Regions from separate parts of the Homo sapiens genome. Here all the other regions are linked to region 2. The links are chromatin loops, found by intact Hi-C in ENCODE. Cell type or tissue: endothelial cell of umbilical vein. All regions are shown on one strand. Links, peaks and the distances in the headings refer to the core of each region. The heading gives the core; the rest is flanking DNA.

Region 1 (5,653 bases), core at 933-4,932, 280 kb after region 2:
ACATGTCTTCTAATTTTGGGAGAACTAACTAGGGTGTGCTTTTTATGGTGGAGGGGAGAATCTCAAGAGGAATGAGCAGAATGCCATGCTACCTATAAAAGTCTCTTCTCAGAACTATAACTTCCACTCATATTCTACTGTTTAAAGCAAGTTGCATGGCCAAGCCAGGCCAGAAGGCAATGGAATGAGGATGTTAGGGTCAGCATGGATAAGTCACATGACAATGGGCTGGTAAGTTTTATCCTAACCAAGTGTTAGGGGATATTGTTGGAAGCTATAGTCCAATCTCTGTCAATCTCCCACCCACTCCCCTTCTTTCTAAAATTTCTCTTCACTACAATAGCATTTAGAAATAAGAGGTATACCTGGCTTTATCGGCAAATGAATGAAGACTTTGAAAGGTTAGCTAATTTGCCCAAGGACTGGCAAGTATCGAATGAGAGACTTAAACCTAACCTGTCTGAGTCTCAAATCCATATTCTTTTCCCAACACTTTTGTTAGAGAATCACCAAGTCTGAGATTTAAAAAAATCTAAGACAACCAGAGATAAATTATGCACAAAGTAGAATTGTGGGAATCATTTCCCTGCAGAGTAAAAATATGAAATTAATTAAGTTTAATGAGTCTGAACATTAGAAACAATTTTCTTAGACATCTTCTTTTATAATACCACCCTTTGGAAGGATATGGTAGGATGAGGTAATGATTAGAGTGAGTCTTAAACAAAATTGTAAAGAAAGTTTTCTTTTTATGACCTTTCGTCCTTCTTTTATTTATTTTGTAATTCATCAGAGGCCCTGCTATCTGCCCCAGAAGCTGGCTACACATAGCTCCTTGTTGCAGTTCCTTCCTTGTGCTTGCCCTCCTGACCAATGCCCAAGTCACAGAATGTTCCTCTCTCCTGTAAAGCATAAAATCTCCACATTATCAGTGTTCCCATCAGAAGGTATACATTTTGAAAGAGGATTCCTGAAAATAACGTCTAGCCTCAGATAATGTTTCTTATGACCATTTGACCCTGGGGTCTAATGTCTAAAATAAGTAAATTTGAGTATGCAGAACTTTCTGACACCTCTACTACCAAGTGTGTGTACTTCAATTAATCTGTAAGCATAAAAAAGGATTTAATTCTTGTGAAGGGGGCAAAAGCCCTTCTTTCTCATTCATGGTCAAATGTCAAGTGGATTTTATACTTTCTTGGAAATAGATGTGTGGCTGCCAGCTGGAATGACACTTTACCTTTTTTCCTCATGAGACGCTTCTTATTTTTCTGTATTTATTTATTTATTTGAGAGAGAGTCTCGCTCTGCCATCCAGGCTGGAGTGCAGTGGCATGATTTCGGCTCACTGCAACCTCTGCCTCCTGGGTTCAAGTGATTCTCCTGCCTCAGCCTCACCAGTAGCTGAGATGACAGGCGCCTGCCACCATGCCCAGTTAATTTTTGTATTTTAGTAGAGATGGGGTTTCACCATGTTGGCTAGGATGGTCTCAAACTCCTGACCTCAAATGAGCTGACCACTTTAGCCTCCCAAAGTGCTAGGATATAGGTGTCAGCCACCACACCCGGCCGATATGCTTCTTATTTGAAAAAAAAAATAAAAAGTTTTTGGTAAGTTGACTTGGGAAAACCCATTCTATGCATATTGATGGGGAGGAATAGTCACAGAGAGCACTGCTTTCATGAGCTCTACCAAAGTATCTTCCCTAGCCGTCTACTCCACTGAAACAGAAGGTCTTCCCTCTAAGGGAAGTAGGAGAATGGGGGAAAAGAGAATGTGACGACAGTTCTTGCCTCCATGTTTCTCTGGTTAATCTGAATGCAGGTTTTCTAGCCAGTAAATTGTAAAATCAAGCTCATTATAATTTTGAAAAGAGAGATTAATCCACAATGTTCTTATTTTATGCCTGGAACATAGTTGGTATTCAATATCCATGTGCTCAATGAATGAATGCATGAGTGAATACATTGGTGAGTATTAATCAGGGCTTAAAGTCCACTGCATATATAAGAGGACTTTCGTTTGTGTTTATTTGACACTTGCACATTCAGAAATATTTTTAAAGTAACTTATAAGCTTTGTGATTTAAAATGGTACCTGAGCCATCATAAATGCTATTGCCATCTGGAATATATTTGTGACAATTTTCTTTAAAAGTCAGTAGTGTGAGCCATGATGCTTTGCTTTTACATGCTTGTGTATGCGTTGCCAAAGTATTTTTATAATATTATAGAATTCTGAATAAATTATCAAGAGAGGAGCCACTATCTTTGTGAAGTGTGGAAATGAAATTTGCTCATTTAAAAAGACACATCTAGAGTGTAAGAAATGTTTTATTGATACAGAATATACTCATGCATACTCACACTGCAGACATTTTAGATGGCAGCAAGTGCTTCTTTCAAGTGTTGCCTTTCGACACCTTGGTTGACTGATCTTATGGTATGGCTTGGTGGGAAGGGAATACAGGTCAATAAGCGGAGAGTGGTGTGGTAGAGAGAGGACAAAGAGTGAATAAGTGGATCATTGCTAATGTCAGAATTCCTGAAATGCCTGAGATGCCTGGAGCATTCCTGCTGGAGATTGAAATAACATAACAGAGTGACCCCAGGTCTGGAGATTCTTGCCTCATTTATTTTGCATTGGAAGTCACAGTAAAAATGGTTCTTAGTTTCGCTTGAGCACTGACCTACATTTAAATAGAAAGAAACCAATAACAGTTATACTTAAATCCCCAATGCCAATATGTCTGAAAAAATATGTTGTGAAGGAAAAGGAAGAAAAAAACAACTTTCATGGGCATAACTTATCTTTGACTGTCACAAAATCAATAGGCTTTACAGAGCAGAGGAAATTCAATAGCTCGGCATTCATAATAAAGATTGGTTTGGGTGATTTGTCTCTCTCTAATAAGGCAGGCCTTGGACCCCAGCTTCCCTTCCTTTAAAACTCAAAGGGGGTGAAGATTTCTTCATCACAGCCAAGTCTTCTTGCTTGTCTATTGTCAGGACTTTACAATGGTACTGCTTGTCTAGTCAAGCCTTGCTTCACCCAGGAGAACAGACTGCACATTGGGGTGTGGAGTAACAGATGCCCAGCTTTATACCAGCATTCAGCCTTCCTCAGCCTGCCTGACAGCCTTTTCATGCATCACGGATTCATCCATTTCAATGAGAAATCCAGAGCAATGCTGCAAGTATTTGTGTGGTTTTTTTGAGAGACTACTTTATAGAATGTGTCCAGATATTCACTCTGGAAACTGTGCCCATTGCAGAAAAATGTGAAAAAGATGTGAGTGCACTGGCCTGACCCAACTCTCATCTGAGGAAGCTTATGCCCAGACACCCATTGATATGTTCAGATCAAGTGGAGAGATAGAGGACCAGAAAGGATGAAGAGGCTGATTATCACAGGTGGTGTGCCACACCCAAGGCTTGCCAGCCCTGAGGCTGTACCACACCCAACACAGGTCCTTGAACATGGCAGGAAATAAACAGATGTCAGCTGAATTGAGGTAAAAGTCTAGCATATGATCGGGCGTGGTGGCTCACGCCTGTAATCCCAGCACTTTGGGAGGCCAAGGCAGGCGGATCACCTGAGGTCAGGAGTTCAAGACCAGCCTGGCAAACATGGTGAAACCACATCTCTACAAAAATTAGCTGGGCATGATGGCAGGTACCTGTAATCCCAGCTACGCAGGAGGCTGAGGCAGGAGAATCGCTTGAACTTGGGAGGCAGCGGTTACAGTGAGCCGAGATTGAGCCGCTGAACTCCAGTCTGGGAGACAGAGCAAGACTCCATCTCAAAAAAAAGAAAAAAAAAAAATTCTAGCATATATCAAATTCCTAACATGTGCCACTCTCTTTACATATTAGTCCTAATCTTCATAGCTTGCCGGAAAACAGATGTGTTACTGCTGTAATTCTCTGCTGTGCCAAAAACAAAAACAAACAAACAAACAAAAAACCCCAAGTTCAGAGGTTAAAAAATGGGCTCAAAGTCATATAGATAGTCTGGGTTAGAGGCAGGACTCCAATCAACACCTCCCTGACTCTGAGGCCATGTCCTTTCAACTACTCCAGAAGCCTTCTCTTAGCAACATTATCAGACCAAGGAGGAGCAAGCTGGGCCTAAGTTAAATGACATTGCTCAAAAGTTGTAAGCGTTAGGGTCCTCCTTCTCAGACTTAAGCCTCTATAACCCTACTGGACTTGAAAAACCTAGGTTTTAGTTTTGCTTCTGCCACTAACTCATGGTATGATCTTATGCCAGTTGACTTTTTTGAGCCCAGGGTTCCTTTCTATAAAGTGGCAGTTAAGAATCCTCATCCTACCTCCTTTCTCTGTGTGGACACATGAGAAGAAGAATGTACAAGCGCAGAAATTCTCACTTAACTTCTCCAATATGTTCTTAGAAACTGCGACTTTAAGCAAAATGTACTGCAGGCCCTAGAATCATATCATTTCTTTCAACATTGTTTCATTATAATGTTGATGAGAAAAAAAAAAAACAACATTGGTTTAGTTCTATGTTGTTTCACTTAAAGTTGCAGTAGATGAATCCTGGGTAGTCTAGAAATGTAGGCTAGCAGCAGTAGCTGGGGCAGAGCGCCGTGTAGGAACAGAGGGAAGAGCTAACCAACAGAACGATGGAGGGATAGAGCACTACCAGTAGGGTGGCAGCTGCCTCTCCTTCCAAGCTTCTCCGATGGGCCCTCTTGAAAAAGCAGAAAATAAACAACAGTGAGTCAATAAGTAACCACTGCATGCTTGTCAGTATTCACCTTTTGTCAATCTGTGAGCCCCCTGCAGTATGGATTGAAGGATTGGAGGCTAGGGCCACCACTGAGAAATAAGTTAATGGAATCTGCCGAGCATGGCAGCAGAGGTGACATTTAAGAAGTAAGAGCTGTAGAGCCACTGGCCCCTCATCTACCCTCCCTAGGCAGGAACCCCTCTCCTGACTAATTCCACCTGCATTCCAAGAGTGACTCTGACCCAGTGCTGCCACGGGACAAGAAGGTTGGCTGTCTTCCCCAGGATAGGCAGCTGGCGGATGAGCTGAGAGAGGTTTAAGAAAGAAGATGAAACCAGCACGCGGAACCATGGAAACAGCTGTTAGTTACTTGAAACATGATGAGTGAAAGAGCATGGAACACATGCCAGCATCAACCTGTTCCCCCACATGTTTTAAAACCTCAGGGCCTAAAGACGGCCATAGTTAGGGGAGAAAAAATGAAGATACGCCTGTGATAAGACCATCAATGGTGCTACATATGTTGTGTGTGTGTTAGGACTGGGTTTACTGTGAGTGACAGAAAATTTAAAATGGCTTAACTTTATAGAAGTATATTTCCATCATACATGCACACACATGGTCTGAAGATGGAAGACTGATAGAATGGCATCACAAAGTCATATGGAACTGGCTCCTTCTCTCATGCTGTTGCACCATCCTATCTTCAGCCTGTGACACTTATCTGACAGTCCACAATAAAGATTCAAACTCTAACCATCATCCCTGAATTCCAGCCAGTGGAAAAGAGGAAGTGAGAAAGACAGTGAACTCAAGAGTCTCACATGAGACTTCTACTTAGAGCTCAATGGCCAAAACCTGTGGCCTGATCCAGCTGTGAGGGTCATTCTTGGCCAC
Region 2 (5,653 bases), core at 900-4,899:
GGGAAGCTAGAGTTACTTGGGTAGGAAAGAGAGCATGTAATAATGTAGGTATAGCAGTTTGTATTCTGTTAATAGATTTGAAATGTAAATTGCAAAAGTGAATTTTCAATTATCAAGAGGAGAAAGTACATAAAGCAATATAAAGTTGAAAACCTAGTTTTTCATCAGGCTTTCATGCTAACTCCATATTTACACACTTGAATTTATTGTAGAAAAGCAAATGAAAATATGTGTGAATGTGACCTAGAAGTGTCATGAAATATTTGAATCTTTGTTGAATTTAGTCAGTAGCTTTCTTCTGGTCATCACAAGAATGTTTTTTATGAGAAATAAAGCACTTCATTTTTATTTCAAAGGCCATTTATTTTCCTGTTTAAACAAGGATAAACACTACGCCCTCAAAAATATCTATCTTCTGGAAATGTTTGATGATTGAGATGTAAATTTGGTATTTGTATTTATATGCTTATGTTTTTATGCTTATGTTTATATGCTTTTGTTTTTATTCTTGGAGGTAGAAGATAGAATGACTTTATTCAAGTCAATAACTAGTTTGGTTTTCCACTTTACCTTGTTGGTATCTGACTAATATACTTATTTTCCTAGAAACTTTTTAGTAATTATCCCAATTTTTCAGAACAAAGATACATGTAAAACAGATATCTATTTATAACTATAAATCTCTTGCTGGCTTGGCTATCATTTGTTTTAAAATATTAATATCACCATTTAAATGCTTTTTAGGCTTACTTAATTTCAATAATCTCTTATTTATCAAATTACTGCATTGTTCTCCTTAGACATAGTCTCATAATTGTATCATAGTCTCATAATTCTATCACCACTGGTGATACATTAATACCACTGGTATCTGGTAATAATAAATAAATGCAATAAAGACAAAGTTTAATGCGGCTGTTTTTTGTTTTTCTTCCTATTGGGTTCACCCTGAATGTTTCGGGGTTTTACAATTATAGAGTCATGGCTGGTTTAGCTAATAAAGAATATGCAAGTCTATACTTTAAAAGTTCAATACCATGCCAAACTTAAAACATTCAAATAAAAATCCTTTGAAATTGTCATTGTTTTTTTAAGAATTTATGAACTATTAGAAGAACTGTGTTCACATTGTTTCTAATTTCATTTGTCAAACAAAGCTAACTGGTGACAATGCTGAGAAAACATGGCTTCCTCATAGAGTTCTGACCCCTGTAGTAAGTACCTGAAAAGATCCATAAGGCAAATGCAATGCTATTTTTTTCTCTTTTCTTTTTCCTTAGGTTGATTAGGTTTAAATTGTGGGGGATATGATAGGGGATTATCCTTAAAAGAAAGAGAAAAATTCAGCACAAATCAGATATCAGAAACTTACATTTATTTTAAAAACTGCATTAGATACATCTTTTGAACACTAATGAAACAGAAAAAGTTCATAGGAACACACTTATTTGGAAATCAGCTATTTGCTTGTTAAAAAATTTTAGCTTGACTCTCTAAAGGAAATTACCAGAGACGCTGAAGACTAAACTAAACAAACCACTCATGTAGTAATTAATAAATGATAATTGGAATGAACTAGAGATATTTGTTTCCTCCTGAAGTGGCAAGTTTTATGCCTTTTAAACAACTTGCTGTTATTTTCAATGAAGAAAAGGGAAGAGAGGGGTCATGAAAAATTAGACAAATCTCAATCAGAAGTGATTTCAACACCTGGCAGGGACCTGTAAGGATGACTTTTTAGCCTCTCAAAGCTACTTCTCCCAGTAGTAAATCTGTCCAGTGCATGTCCTCTCCACCAAGAAGCATCCTTTTCCATGAATTTTGTTTTTTCTCCATTTCTTAGGAGAGGGCTGAGTCAAATATACTCTATGCACTTTTTTTTTTTTTTTTTGAGATGGAGTTTCGCTCTGTCGCCCAGGCTGGAGTGCAGTGGCACGATCTTGGCTCACTGCAACCTCCACCTGCCGGGTTCAAGCGATTCTCCTGCCTCAGCCTCAGCCTCCTGAGTAGCTGGGACTACAGGCACGTGCCACCATGCCCGGCTATTTTTTTTTTTTTGTATTTTTAGTAGAGATGGGGTTTCACCATGTTGGTCAGGCTGGTCTCGAGCTCCTAACCTCGTGATCTGCCCTTCTCAGCCTCCCAAAGAGCTAGGATTACAGGTGTGAGCCACCGTGCCTGGCCTGCAGTTTTTTTAAAAAAGGAATATTTGGGATTTCACTAGGTGGAAGAACAGTTATTGTGACAAAGGTTTACATCTTAAATGGATATTTCAGCCATGCACTTTTTAGCCCATAAATAAATAAATAATAAAAAGCTGAGTTTTTAGATGAAACATGAGTTACACATCATTCCCGTATAGGTAGCAGTGTGGAATCTTTCTTTCTAGGAGGTATTCTATGCATTTAACTATTTTGCAGTAACATCAAACATGAGTCTCTGAGTTAGAAATCAAACCGATTTTCTCACCAAAATGAATGTTTGGAAAAAGTAACCTAGATTTTTACCCTTCGAAAGGAAATAATGAGACTCGCACCTCCTCTTTTCTTCAGGGTTTGACTGTTTGGCGGAGGAAGGGCATCAATGTTTATTTTCACCTGTTTTCTGTAGCATCCTGCCGATGACATCAGTGTCCTGTCTGCTGTGTTAAGGGCAATGAAGGTTATGAAACTAGAAATGAATCTAGTCTGAGAACAGATCACGCAGTCCTTCCATATGCATTGTCTTTGCAGTGGTATGAAAGTATGAGTCAGTATGACTCATTCGGCTTCCTGACCTAGCCAATTGTCTGGCTCTCCACATTAATACAGTCACCTGAACCAGCTTCTCTGTTCATTTGTGTGACCTCTTGGATTTCACCTTTCCTTTGCCAAGCATCAACTTGAAAATTTTCCTCACACATTAAGATGCATTCAAAACCTTGATATTTAGGACGATACAGACAAAATTTTTGGAGTCTCTAATATTATAGCTAAATATTATGTTTTTATAGCAAAATGTTAAATTCTTCGGAATCCAGAAGGCATTTAAGAAACAGACAGAAGTTGTTTTTTTTCACACAGATTTTTGGGGCAACCTAGTCTCACTGTACCCAAAGGGCCCAGGTTAGGAGAACTTTGAAATAAAACTGTAACTAACACCCTATTTTATACTTTCTTGATTTATCCTCCTCCCACTCCCCAGGCCATTCCCTACTTTGGATCAGAAACGGTAGACTATGGAATTTCAGAGATCATCTCTTCCAACACCTTGTCTAAAGGAGGTCATTGCAAGCAGAAAGGTGAAATGCCTTGTTTCGAGTTGATTCAGGTCTGAACCCTTGTCCTGCTTAAAGACAGAATTCTGAACAGAGTTCAGGGAACCCTGTGTAACATCAGCCTTGGAGTGGGGGAAGGGTGGGGAAGCTGAATTATTAGCAAATGGGCAAAAAGCTTTCTGAAGCAGAGAGAAAGAATTTCTACAGCCAATTAGACAAATCACCCTTAAAAGAAAACATATTTCTCGATTAAAGCCTGCCAGCATGCAATATTTCCCAATTAGTTCAAAGAACACAGTCACAGATGTTAGCCAAAATATGCTACATTCTTTAGAAGTCCTCATATCAATGCGTAGGATCTCTTTGATTTTATGAATGAGTTTCATGGTGGGTGTATGTGTGTGTTCCTTTAAAAAGAAGAAACTTATAACCTCAGAAATTTAAACAAAAACACACCCACTGAAAGCACGTCGACAGCATGGCAGATGCTTAACACTAGAGTATTGAAATGGGGAAAGTAATAGTTGCAAGTCCAAATTATCAATGTTCCAGCTTATGACACATTTGATCAAAAAGCTAAATAAAATATTATTTCTTCCATGAGTAAGGCTGCTCTATTTATCAAATAAAAACTCAGATATGGAATAATTTTTTAGTATAAGGATAGCCCAGGTAATTCCTAATTTACCTGACATTTAAATTTAACTTCAACCCTGTGTTTCATCAGGCAACCCGATTTAGGAGAGCATCAAACCCCATATCTCAGCACTTATAAAAGTATTTGTGAAAAATAAACACATATACATGCAAATCACTCTTCCACTTCTTAACAAACTTTCCTGCTTGAGGGAATTGCTAAGTCCAGAAGACAGGCCACTGGAAGAGCTATAACCAGGCACGATGCAATTTCCACCTAGAAATCCTGGAGGCTTGCACCTTCAGACAATCTGTGAGAGAAAATACATTGGATGAAAACAGGCTGGAGCAATGGTAGCAAAGTGTTTTCTTGCCCACCTTTTTGCAAGTTTTCGTCTGCTGCCAAGCGGCCAGCTGGTGTGATTTTCTTTTCCTTCGGCCAAAGTCCATTTACAAGACCTACATTGATGTTGGGTTACGTCATTGGGCAGGCAACTTTGGAGTGTGCCACAGAACATGTTGAAAATTAATCCCATTTGCTGGGAGGGTGGAGGAAGATTCATATTCTCATGACTTTAAGACTTTTGGAATGTTAGAGCTGGAAAAGCTTTATTACTTATAAGATCGTTTAACCCCTTCATTTCACAGACTTGGATCCAGGTAGCCTAAATGATTTTTCCAAGGACTCATAGCAGGAGCCAAGGCCAGCACCACAGATGCTGACTCCTGGTTTCAGCCACTGTTCCACAACTCTGCTATAATCGGATATCAAAATTGGAGTTGGCAATATGTGAATGAACTACAAATCTCTTGACTAATATTTCCAACACTAGAGACCCTGTTGTTCTTTCATTCATTTTACTCTGCATCCATAGGAAACATAGCAGTGATGGCTGCTGCTACTGACTGGCTGCAGTAGTATTGCATAGTGAGCAGATCATGGGTTCTGGACTCAAACAGAGCTGCCCAACTTCTGGTCTGACTCCTTCCTAGCAGTGAGGACTTGGGTAGGTTAGGGAACCTCTTGGAGCATCTCTTTCCTCATATGTGGAAAAGGGGATCATTATGGTACCAATCTCAAAGGATTGTTGCTGGGATGACATGAAATGTGCAGGCGAGTTCTTAGCACAGGGCTTGGCACAACATAAGTCCCCGAGAATGTCAGCTTCTATCCTAAATCATGAATATAGAGTTACAGCCTGTTTTTGCTGCATTCATGTTTCAGCCAGGAATGACACACGTGGTCATCTCTACTTGAAAATAAATATTTTAAGTATTTTCTCTTAGATCAAGGCATAATATTCCATGAAATACACAGATGATTTGAGCCAATTATCCCACAAAGCCAGTAAAACAATCCCATCTTTATTATTCAGAATTCAGGTGAAATTGGTTGAGCAGTGGTGTGGAAAGCCACGTATTATAAATGTTCTCTCTTTCTCTCTCACCCCTCCAAAATATTCAAATGGACAGGGCTGATTATTTTATTTGGCTATTTTAGCAACTGCTTCCAATTACGTTGCTGACTCATTTAAAGATGATTGAATATAGTAGAAGCAAAATTGCAAGTCAGCAGAATATCCCTTTGACAGTGTCTCACTTCTCATACTCCAGTCTTCTCTCACTGCTCCACACCCTAAACGTTGTTTCCTTTTGTAACTAGGATTCCTAAAAGCCTAACTCTGTCACTCCCATATATATTCTGACAGGCCACCAGGGGCAAAAATGACCTTTCTCTACACTACCTCCATGCACATCCGT
Region 3 (5,653 bases), core at 933-4,932, 52 kb before region 2:
TTAACCAAGCAGGTTAAAGACATCTATAAGAAAAATGAAAAAACATGGATGAAAGAAATTAAAGAGGATATAATGGAAAAACATCCTATACTTATGGATCAGAAGAATTTATATCATTAAAATGACCATACTTCCCAAAGCAATCTACAAATTCAATGCAATCCTTATCAAAATATGTCATTTTTCACAGAAAAAAAAATCCTAAAATTTATATATAACCAAAACAGAAACCAAATAACAAAAGCAATCAAACACAAAACAAAACTTGAGTCATCACACTGTCTGACTTCAAAATATATTTTAAGTCTCAAGTAACCAAAACAGCATAATATTGGTATAAAAACAGACACAGAGATCAATGAAACAGAATAAAGAGTCCAGAAATAAATCTAAATCCATGTATTTACAGTCAAATGATTTTCAATAAAGGAGCATACCTTGAGGAAAGGACATCCTCTTCATTAAATGGTTTTGGGAAAATTGGACATTCATATGCAGAAAAAAAAGTTGGACCCCTGTCTTTCACCATACATAAAGATCAACTCAATTTGGATTAAAGGCTTAAATATAAAACCAATATATAAAACCATTAGAAGAAAACATAAGGGAAACATTTCAGGACATTGGTCTAGGCAAAGATTTTATGACTAAGACCTTAAAAGCACAGGCAACAAAAATAAGGAAAAGACAAATGGGGCTGTAATAAATTAAAAATCTTCTGCATAGCAAAGAAAAAAATCAACAGAGTGAAGAGACAACCTACAGAATAGTAGAAAATACCTATAAACTCTTTGTACAACAAGGGACTAATATCCAGAATATACAAGTAACTCAAACAATTCAACAGAAAAAAAAAATCCCATTAAAAGTGGGTAAAGCCTGTAATCCCAGCACTTTGGGAGGCCGAGGAGGGTGGATCACTTGAGGTCAGGAGTTCGAGACCAAACTGACCAACATGGCAAAACCCCATCTCTACTAAAAACGCAAAAATTAGCTGGGGATAGTGGCAAGTGCCTGTAATCCTAGCTACTCAGGAGGCTGGGACATGAGAATAGCTTGAACCCAGGAGGCGGAGGTTGCAGTGAGCCGAGATCGCACCATTGCACTCCAGCCTGGGTGACAGAGTGAGACTCTGTCTCAAAAAAAAAAAAAAGAAAGAAAGAAAGTGGGTAAAGGACATGAATAGACATTTCTCAAAAGAAGACATACAAATGGCCAACAGATATAGGAAAAAATGCTTCACATCACTAATCATCAGAGAAATGCAAATCAAAACCACAATGAGATATTATCTTAGTCCTGTGAGAGGCTATTATTAAAAAGACAAAATAAATAACAGATCCTGGTGAGGATGTGGAGAAAGGGGAACTCTTGTACATTGTCAGTGGAAATGTAAATTAGTACAGCTACTATGGAAAACAGTATGGAGATTTTTTTAAAAACTAAAAATAGAACTAACATATGACTCAGCAATTCCACTACTGGGTATTTATCCAAAGGAAAAGAAATCAGTATATCAAAGGAGTAACTGCACTCACATGTTTATCACAGCACTATTCACAATAGCCCAGATATGGAATCAATATAAATATCTATCAATAGATGAATGGATAAAGAAAATAAGGTATATATACACAATAGAAGACTATTTGGTCACAACAAAAAAAAAAAATTATATTATTTGCATCAACGTGGATGGAACTGGAGGTCATTATGTTAAGTGAAATAAGCCCTGGACAGAAAAACAAACATCACATGTTCTCACATATGAGGGAGATAAAAACATTAATTTCATGGAGGTAGAGAATAGAATGATAGATACCAGAGGCTGGAAGGGTATGTGTGGGCAAGGGCAGAGGAAGGCAGGGAGGAATAAAAAAGAGGTTGGTTAATAGGTACAAACATAGAGTTAGAAGGAATAAATTCTAATGTTCAAAAGCAGAGCTGGTTGACTATAGTTAACAATATATTGCATATTTCAAAATAGCTAGAAGAAAGGACTGAAATGACCCCAGAACAAAGAAATGGTAAATACTCAAGGTGATGGACATCCCAAACACTCTGACTTAATCTTTATACAGTCTCTGTGTGGAACAAAATATCATGTATGTATCCATATGTATCCCATTAACATGTACAAATATTTGTTTCAATAAAAAATGCTACTAGAAAAAATGTTTTTATTGTATTTCTGAGTATTTTTACCAAGAAACTTGCTGTTGCATATATGTTCATTTAGAACCTGTTCAAACTTACAGGAAATTGCATAAATTGTGTTGTCATCGATAGAATATTTTTTATTGATCTGCTGCCCCATAGATTTTTGAGCTCCCACTTAGTGCCACTGGAGGCACACCTTAAGGACCAAGGTATCCCATTAGCTGAGAAGGTAATGGCTATGTTAAGACATTCAAGCAATGGATGGGAATGGGAAGTAAGTTGTTCAGAGATACTTTTTTTTTTAAGCATATGCTTTTTGTTTATGCTTTGTTGACCTTGATGTATGGAAGGGCTTGACATATCCAAAAACTGGAGGTAGGATATTATGACAGACTCAAAAAGCTAAATAGAGCTTATTAGGCAGTGAAGCTGGAGAGACAGATAAGTTTAGATCTATATCTTTGTGGAGACTTGATTCTTCATGTTGATTCTTTCAGACATCTACTCAACTCCAGTCTGATTTGGCTTTACAGTAGAGGTCAACTATTTCCATAATAATTCTGTTTAACAAACCAATCCAAAACTCAGTGGCTTAAAACACAATTATTTATTCTCTCTCACACATCTGCAAGTTGACTGGAAACGAACTGCTCTGGACTGGTTTAGGCTCTAAGCTTCAAGTTAGGGTGAGGTTTGTTCCATGAGTTTTTCTTCTTCCCTGGACCAGTCAGCTACCTCGATAGTTCCTCTCATGGCCAGGGCAAAGTGTAAGTGGGTAAATCCAATTACCTAAGCACATTTCAAGCCTCTGCATGAATAATGTCTGCTAATGTCTCCTTGCTTGGCCAAAGCAAGTCACATGGTGTGCTCTGAGTCAAGAGTCAGGGAAGTATACTCTATCTATAGTAGGAGGAAATACAAGGTTATATGAGTTAAATGGTTAAAGGTACGGATGTAGAGTGAGGTAAGACATTTGGGCTAAAAATGCAATTTACCATACTTTAAGGTGAGGTTTTGGTGATTCATTATTTTACACTGTCCGGGTCACCCAGTATCACCCATATTGTCTTCCTGTTAAGGGGACAACTTGGCCTTTGTTGACACTGACATTTCATCTGGTCCTTTTCCTCTTACCCTGCATGAGTTATTCCCCAAAAGAAAGAATAAGAACAGTAATCACTATTCATTTACTTAGGGAAAACATCTGGAGGATTGTTTTTGTTTTTCTTCAGTTTTCATCTGGATGTCTGGCATTGTGTCAAGGTTTTACTCTGAGAAGCTTTAAAAAGCGAGTCCAGTTAGTGTGTTACTTCCTCTCCACTTTGTAATAATACACTAGAGTCTTGCTCAAATGCCACCCCTGGGATGCATGCTAGGAACCATGTTATAGAGGAAAGAGCAGGATAAATTCCTTCTGATGTTCATTCACAACAGTAAATTCCCTCGTAAACCTAAACCAATGGCCCACTTTAGAAATCATCCTGGGCCTTACTTTGTCACATTACAATGAGATTCTAATGTGCAGGAGACCCTGGGTATCCTTGGATTTAACTGTCACAGTTTCTTCTACTTGCTAATTACCCATGGGAACACAGTGGGTGATCACTTGTCATTTTTGTTGCAATACATATTTGAGTGCCCTTTGTTCACATCTTGGTGCCACAGTTTTGTTCTCTAATTGTTGTTTCTTTATCTTTTCTTAGGGAAAATTAACTTTACTAACAGTATTTCAAATTTGGAAAATTTCCAGATATCTTAGGATATAACTCTTTTGATTCCTGGAAGTCTTTCTTGATCTTTTTTTTTTTCAGAAAAAAAAGATGATTATAAATTCAAGTTTGATACTTCAAATAAAATAAAGCAAAAAAAAAAAAAAACTTCAGGGCAGCTTTGATATATATTTAGTGAATAATAGATATGCATATGCTATCTTTGCTCCTGAACTGGTTTTTCTGCATGAACAAAGCACATATAAAATTAATATGTTAAAGATATGGCCTGTGGTATAATCAGGTATAGGGAGAACTGCAGCAGAAGGAGCAATGTATGAGAAACTAAGACCTGACAGGAAAGAGGCAGGCATTGAAAAAACAACAACAAAAACGGGGGGACAGATCAAGTTAAACAAAGGGAAAGTAAAATTAGGAGATCATAGAAATATCCTACACGTGACCATGAAGGTAAGCAATTAGCAAAACCATCAAGAAGTTTCAGGATGCCATATCAGAACTCAGGACCCAAGAATCTAGATTTAGTCATTTCAGGTCCATGTCCGTGGGTCACCTTCCACTACATTTTATGCCACTAAAAGGAAGGACCCATATTCTGCTGTATTTTTTTTTTATATCTCTGCTTTCTAGCACACTATTTGACTCGAAATTGGTACTTTATACATGCCTGGTGAATGAGTAAATGTGCATAAATGAACATACGAAAATCTGTCAATGAATAACAAGACCCAGCCTTTCAGGATGGTGTTAAAAGCAGAAGTCTCTTATCTGCTGGGCAGTTTGGAGAAGGCCATGGAGACCAAGGCAGACTGACCTTCAGTGGAGAGTGATAGTAGACATGGGATCAAGAGAAGTGGCCGGGCACGGTGGCTCACGCCTGTAATCTGAGCACTTTGAGAGGCCGAAGTGGGAGAATCACGAGGTCAGGAAATTGAGACCATCCTGGCCAACATGGTGAAACTCCGTCTCTACTAAAAACCCAAAAATTAGCTGGGCGTGGTGGCGTGTGCCTGTAATCCAGCTACTAAGGAGGCTGAGGCAGGAGAATCGCTTGAACCTGGGAGGCAGAGTTTGCAGTGAGCCAAGATCGCGCCACTGCACTCCAGCCTGAGTGACAGAGCAAGACTCCGTCTCAAAAAAAAAAAAAAAAAAAAAAAAAAAAAGAGAAGTACTAGAGTCCAGGCATTAAAAACGATCTGCTTGCAGGTCTGAGGAACAAGGTAAGAATGTAGCATGGCAAGAGATGTCACGTTAGAGTGGGGTTGTAAGGTGGCAGCAGGGCAAGGAGGACTTCCTACTGCATGCCCTAAGAATTGAATTAAAGTTTCTTAACATCCCCAGCCAAGTACACTTACTACCCCACAGCCAGAGGTAAGGGTCAAGTGACCTGCAATGATGGAAAGAAAGGTATATTTGGTTAGGAGACTTGTGAGATCACATAACTATATATTCTTTTTCGAAATATCAATAAATGTTGAAGAAAGTGTAATTTTCTTAGTCAATTTGAATAATGCTTAAAACCCTAATCAACACATGCTGTCTGATTTTGTTATGTGGTTGAAATGAGAGCAGTTCATCAAATAAGAATAAATAAAATATTCTGAATCCTTACTTAAAAGCCTCAAAGGACACTGTAGAAAATCTACTTCATGCTGTATTTTTACAATCCTCTTTTTCTACAAAAATAAAACTCTTTTTCCACTTTTTCCATAAAAAAGTGAATAAAGTATAAAATTTTTAAAGTTGAGAAAAGGACAACTAAA

What was found. A loop is a pair of places that touch in the nucleus more often than their neighbours do. Peaks named below come from ENCODE experiments on the same cell type or tissue, not always from the same donor. Only the 100,000 strongest peaks of a DNase experiment are listed, where the experiment ranks them.
Region 1: it touches region 2 in a loop (5-fold over the local background); 2 of 110 quality-filtered maps call a loop at or near these places.
Region 3: it touches region 2 in a loop (3.0-fold over the local background); 3 of 110 quality-filtered maps call a loop at or near these places.

What each region holds. Positions count from the first base shown.
Region 1 is chr2:150,408,518-150,414,170 of GRCh38, forward strand. No RefSeq gene overlaps it. Among named protein-coding and RNA genes, the nearest start is that of RND3, 76 kb to the right of the region's middle. RefSeq lists an enhancer at 2,241-3,130. In endothelial cell of umbilical vein, for the core only: no CTCF peak of the experiment used is centred there; a DNase peak (open chromatin) is centred at 2,554; H3K27ac peaks cover 2,555 bases.
Region 2 is chr2:150,131,075-150,136,727 of GRCh38, forward strand. No RefSeq gene overlaps it. Among named protein-coding and RNA genes, the nearest start is that of LINC01818, 36 kb to the right of the region's middle. In endothelial cell of umbilical vein, for the core only: no CTCF peak of the experiment used is centred there; a DNase peak (open chromatin) is centred at 2,677; H3K27ac peaks cover 2,505 bases.
Region 3 is chr2:150,078,941-150,084,593 of GRCh38, forward strand. No RefSeq gene overlaps it. Among named protein-coding and RNA genes, the nearest start is that of LINC01818, 88 kb to the right of the region's middle. RefSeq lists a silencer at 4,501-4,701. In endothelial cell of umbilical vein, for the core only: no CTCF peak of the experiment used is centred there; DNase peaks (open chromatin) are centred at 1,431 and 3,381; H3K27ac peaks cover 1,248 bases.